Linked DNA regions of Homo sapiens: region 2 is linked to region 1. The links are chromatin loops, found by intact Hi-C in ENCODE. Cell type or tissue: transverse colon. All regions are shown on one strand. Links, peaks and the distances in the headings refer to the core of each region. The heading gives the core; the rest is flanking DNA. Region 1 overlaps MAML3 (mastermind like transcriptional coactivator 3). Region 2 has its middle 100 kb from the start of MAML3.

What was found. Peaks named below come from ENCODE experiments on the same cell type or tissue, not always from the same donor. Only the 100,000 strongest peaks of a DNase experiment are listed, where the experiment ranks them.
Region 2: it touches region 1 in a loop (5-fold over the local background); 51 of 110 quality-filtered maps call a loop at or near these places.

Annotation. Positions count from the first base shown.
Region 1 is chr4:140,065,924-140,068,842 of GRCh38, reverse strand. All of the region lies in intron 1 of MAML3 (mastermind like transcriptional coactivator 3), which reads left to right. Among named protein-coding and RNA genes, the nearest start is that of MAML3-AS1, 61 kb to the left of the region's middle. In transverse colon, for the core only: no CTCF peak of the experiment used is centred there; no DNase peak of the experiment used is centred there.
Region 2 is chr4:140,256,186-140,259,104 of GRCh38, reverse strand. It overlaps a transcript of SCOC not described here. Among named protein-coding and RNA genes, the nearest start is that of MAML3, 100 kb to the right of the region's middle. In transverse colon, for the core only: no CTCF peak of the experiment used is centred there; no DNase peak of the experiment used is centred there; H3K27ac peaks cover 1,877 bases.

The DNA of each region.
Region 1 (2,919 bases), core at 325-2,824:
TATGTACTAGAGAGTGGCCTAAGACTCTTCAAATAGTAATAATGATACAAAAACAACACATATTTATTGAGTGCCACTATGTGCCTGGCTCTGCTCTTCATCTTTTATAGGTATTTACATATTAAATCCTCACAGCAATATGAGATAGGTGATATTATTTGTTATTGTTTTAAAAATGAGAAAACAGATTTTAGAGAGGTAAAGTAATATATTTTAAAGTCCAGCTTGGAAGTGACCGGGTTAGGATTTAAATCCATATTCGTTTCATTCTAACACTGGGAGAGTGAGCTCCTGGTAGAGTTCTCTTTCCAGAACAGTGCTTGTTTGCATTCTCTTGCAAATTTAAGAAATGACTCAATCAGTCTGAAAAGTGCCTAGGTAGAGAGAGACCCTTGTTTAAGCACTCACACCCACTACATGTCTTTGAAAATTCCTTTGTGAGTGCCTTCAAGTTAGTGATCATACTGTACCTTCCCCTTGAGAAAATAATTCATGATATGCTTTCCAAAGCATTTACTGTGTACAAAGCCTGTGTGTGCTCAGGTTGATGGGAGAGTAAAGTATCTGCAAAGATTATAGAGAATGCAAAGATTAATAAAGCCACTGCGGCAGTTGCAAAACATGGCACCAAAACTAGTTGACACTCTTCCCATTGAGAGGTGAGGTCTATGTCTCCTTGCATCTGGGTGGGCTCGTGACCACTTGGACCAAGAAAATACGTGGGAGTGATGCTGTGTGACTTCCAAGGTTTCCAAGGCTAAGTCAGAAAAGGCCTTTCTGTTCACAAAAAGCAGATTAAGAAAGGTTAAGATTGCCAGGTGCGGTGGCTCACGTCTATAATTCCAGCACTTTGGGAGGCCAAGGCAGGTGGATCACCTGAAGTCAGGAGTTCGAGACCAGTCTGGGCAGTGGTGAAACTTTGTCTCTACTAAAAGTACAAAATTAGCCGGGCGTGGTGGCATATGCCTATAATCCCAGCTACTTGGGAAGCTGAGGCAGGAGAATTGCTGGAACCTGGAAGGCGGAGGTTGCAGTGAGCAGAGATCGTGCTGTTGCACTCCAGCCAGCCTGGGCAACAGGAGTGAAGCTCCATCTCAAAAAAAAAAAAAAAAAAAAGATTAAGATTGACATTTATGTATTACCTGAAATATACATTTTAAATGTTTGAAAGCTTTAAATGTGGGAAGAAATTCAGACTTATGTTATATTTATTATCACAAATAGAATTAGCTGCCTAATCTTGGCCATTGAGTATGCTTTTTAAATATTGAGACAATACAGAAAACTCTGCTGTTTTAGGAACTTAATTCTATCAACCATACCCCTCCCCACCTTAATTATGTTTATATCCTAGGACATGACAATTTAACTACATATAGACATTGTTAGCAAGTTTTATTGTAAATAATACGTATGCTGTCTCCCTCCCTAACCTTGTTGGCTATCCCAAGCACTTCTCTAGAATCTGTGTGACAGATTTGCAAACTCTTGGCCATTTTGATAACTGGGCTCAAGTCATATCCCTGAGCAGTAGAGTAAATTAAATCCTTTCTGAGAGTCTTAGATGTTTTTCTATGTCTCTTCTTTCTTATTCTCTCTCTGTTTCTTTCTCTCACTCACACACACACACACACACACACACCCCTAAAATTTGTTCTGAATGGCCCACTAGGGCTGAATCATTTAGTGACTTCATTGATTACTATCCTGAGTTCTTCTTCCTGCTTCCAGACTAGTGAAAATATTCCAGAAAGCTTTAATATTGGAGAAAAGGCATGCCAAAATGTATTATTCAGGGATTCATAGATGAACATTATTGTTGCGGTTGCTCGTAGAAGTCATGCTGGCCCTAACCCATTTACATAAAAGATTGGAAACCTTTGAGATTAAAAATAGCCTGTGTGGTATAAAATCCCTTTCATTCTGTATCTGAAAAATTGGCACTAAAAGATTTGCAGTTCATCTCTCAACACAGATGTGCAGATATTAGGTTCAAACTGATACTAATTGAGACTTAAATTGGATGGGTTCTCCCAGAAAGGAAGCAGCAGTTGGTGGGATAGGTAGATCTGGGGCAGTCCTGGCACTGCCTGACAAGTGTTTGGCTATTCTAGGCCAGGTCCACACAGGCCTCCTGTGCTGTGTATATTCCCTGCCTCTGGTGACCTTGCAGGAAATAGAGTCATTTTTCAGCAATACGATTTTTTTTCCTGCTCCTGTTTTTGTGGATATCCTTGTATTCTGAACTAAATTGGAATTCCCTGCTCTGAGATTAATTCCTAGGGCACATCTTTCCACATACATGTCAAATTGGGCAAGCTGACTTGTGTGGCCTGAGAAGTCTGTACTTCATTAGGGAGCACTCTGGGTTTTAAGTGTCAGAATGGTGCTTTCTAAAACCTCTGTCAAGAACAGCAAGTAGAGCGATGCCAACGTTATCCAGGGAACCTGTTGCACATATCAGGAGCTGGCCTTTATTCCATGTCTTCTATGCAATAAGGCACTATGTTAGCTACTTAATGATGTAGTTACTCCTGACAGCAACTTCAAAGGCATTATCCCCACCTTCATTGTTAGAAAGCCAAGGCTAGAGTGATTATCAGTCCTGTTTGATAACAAAGTTGTGATTCATACTCAGGTCTGTTTGCTGCTCAAATTCATTCACTTCTCATACACACCAGTTTTGAAAAGCAAAGGTCTAATCTGGGAAGTTTCATATGTCTGATTCACTTATTTTCACACATCTTTTTTGGTCTGGTTAGTGGACACATGGATGTGTTTCTGAAAATTGTGTGTGGGTCAGTCACCAGTAACAGTGTGCACACCAGTTGCACATATCAGAGGTCTGTGTAAGCTCTTACAAATGAGGAAAACTTTGAGTAAATCCTTTTGTAAAGTTAGGATGTCATTTATGCATGG
Region 2 (2,919 bases), core at 252-2,751, 190 kb before region 1:
CTTATATTAGCTTCAGTAATAACCCTGTCTGTGCATTTCTAGGCATTTCTGTATTAAATGCTGCTATGAAAGAGACGTCCAATTCCACTTGTTGAGAGCAAACAGAATCTGGTGAAAACCAGGCCATTGTTCAGCGGTAAGTCATATCTTGGCACATCTGCTTTTTAGTGAAAATACTCTGGCTCAGAGGTAAGTGTGTAGCCAGCAAGAAGCCATTCATGGATGATAGATCAATTGATAGATAGATACATGGTGGGAGAACCATGATAAGGAAGAAATGTCAGCACATATGATACGCCATCATTTCAAAAAATGGAACTATAGTTTCTACACTGGATTTGGTTCCTAAGGGAAGAAAATGCAAGCTATTCTTGGGGCTTACTCAACAACTCAGAAAGAGAAGAGAAAGCAGACCCTGAAGCCCTGGAGGAAGATTCACTGTGCTCCAACTCAGACACAATCTAAAGCGCTTCTTCAGCTTCTACAATGAATGAATCTCTGGTAAATAAGGAACTTTAAGTGGTGAGGTCAGAGGAGAGAGAGATTGGCATGGCATTCACCTCCCATCCCAGAGAGAAGGGCAAGTGCTTTGGTTAAGGACGGCCTAATTACATGGAGTGTGTCTTATCTGGAGGAGGGTAGAAAATGTCTTAGGGTAACCCTTAATCAAAAAAATCCAGTGTTTGACGGAGATAGGAATAGAGATGTCTCCTATACATTTGGAAACAGAAGCTGGCCTCAAGGAGAACCAAGGAACACTGCAGAAAATGGTAGATGAGGTTGTACTTCTGGAAAAGGGGACAAGATGAATTCTCCAATTTGATATGGGTAAAATCTGGGGAGAAATAACTACCTAATAAACATCTCATCACAGCCAGAAAATGGGGGTTATTTCCACCCTGGGTCTGGGCCCTCTAGAGCTGTGTGGGCAGAAAGACTCAATGGAGCTCAAGTGCTTGGCGGAGGGTGGAAAGAGCACCTCCGCAGACTGCTCTGGCAACAGTCCACTATGCTGTGCAGGTGTGGCAGGCTGAGAGTGGGAGCAGCCGGACGACCTATGTGAGGAACAGCAGTCAGCAGTGGAAAGAAGAGGCAAGAACTGTCTGAGGACCCCACTCATGCCTGGGATTGGAGTTTCTGCCAGCTTGTCACCAATTCCGCCTGTGCTTGTTCCTTGCCCAAGAGGCAGAGACTGATATGAAGAGTCATGGCACTGTAGCCAGAAGTGCAGCGACATCTCTGGTGTATGGATTCCTCCAGCAGTTCTAGGGACCTGGCAAAGCAAAAGGCTGCCACATGGAAACGGGAGGATAGAAACAGTCATGATCATGATGCTGGCTGGCACTTAAAAGTGCTTATTATGCACTAGGCACTGTGCTGAGCTCTTCACACATTCTATGCTTTCAATCTTCACAATGAACTTATGAGAGCTATTATTATCCCCAAAGAAGACTGAGGCAGAGACAGGTTAAATAACTGACCTATATTTACACAACCCAGGCTCCTCACCGCCGTGAGAGAGCTCAGATGACTCGCCCTCAGTTTGGAGTCTGAAAAAGAAACTCTGAAGAAGAACAGAGACACAGATTGCCAGGCTCTCCCCTAGGCCCAAACCTCCCCCTTAAATACTGGCTCTTACAAGCAGATGCCTTGAACAAAGCCTGTGCCCAGCTAAGTGAAAATCTTTCACTTACCTTCCAGAGGTCACCCTGATGCAGACGAAGAGAAAAGATAAATTTGCTCAGCTTCAGATGTAGCCATCGTTCCTATCATAGGCAAGAGCATCTCCGTAGTGATGAAAAGCTCTATAATTTTAAATGTGTTATTGGTCTAAGCACAATTTACACTAGGGATGAAAAAAAGGAAGAGATTTATGAGATGTAAGATAGAAAGATAAACTCTTGTCCCTTAGTGGCTATTAGAAACATTGCCAACATACCATAAATGTGTGAAAGATGACGTGATTATTTTGCATTTCCACTGGGCATTTCATATGTTGCAAGAATTTACTGGGGCCAAAGTCCCCAGTAAAGATGGTAGAGTCTGGGGAGGGGAGGTGGAGGAGGCCCCACTGACCAAGCCCCCATCTGGGATGGGTATAGGGCAGGTGGCTTTAGGCAGAGAGAGCACACTCTGTTGCCTAAGGTGCAACACCTACCAGCATCCTCTTTATTTCCTGCCTCTAGCCACCTGCTCTGGGGGCAGGTTCGGTGGCCAGGCACTGCCCCATGTTTCATCAGGCTTTGGTGTCAGATTCTGGGTCTAAGTGTTCCAGTCCATCACAAAATCTGAAACAAGAGAGGGCAGCCAGGACAGGAGAACTGGCAAGGTTCATCTAACTACCCCTAAAAGCCTCATAAACATAAGCATCCAGTGAGTTAGTGCCACCAACCTGGCCCCAAGAGACACAGGATATTTTATCAAAGAGAAAGAGATTGGTGATCAGAAAGTGATTTACCTGAAACCCACTTGAATTATTCTCACAGCTGGCCAATCTGGACCGGTTATCCTGGCAGGGACATCATCAACATCAACATCTGAAAGCCCAGTCACAGGAAGTTAGTCACAGGGCAGGCTGCTGAGTCAGGGCTGGGATGAAGGTCACATAGAGTCCTGGGGTTAAACCAGGTGATGTGTCCGAATCTCCTCTGACCCAGCAGCCAGTGTCTTGAGCAGGAGGTAAACTCCAGCTCTGACCCCTGGAGAAATGTGATAGCAGGCTTGGGCTTTTAATTAATTTACTTATTTGTAGAAATGGGGGTCTCATTATTTTGCCCAGGCTGGTCTCAAACTCCTGGCCTCAAGTGATACTCTTGCCTTGGCCTTCCCACACTCTAAGATTACAGGTGTGAGCCACCATGCCCAACTTTTGGTTTTGGTGGGACAGGACAACAACTATTGGGAAATTAGGGTTCTAAG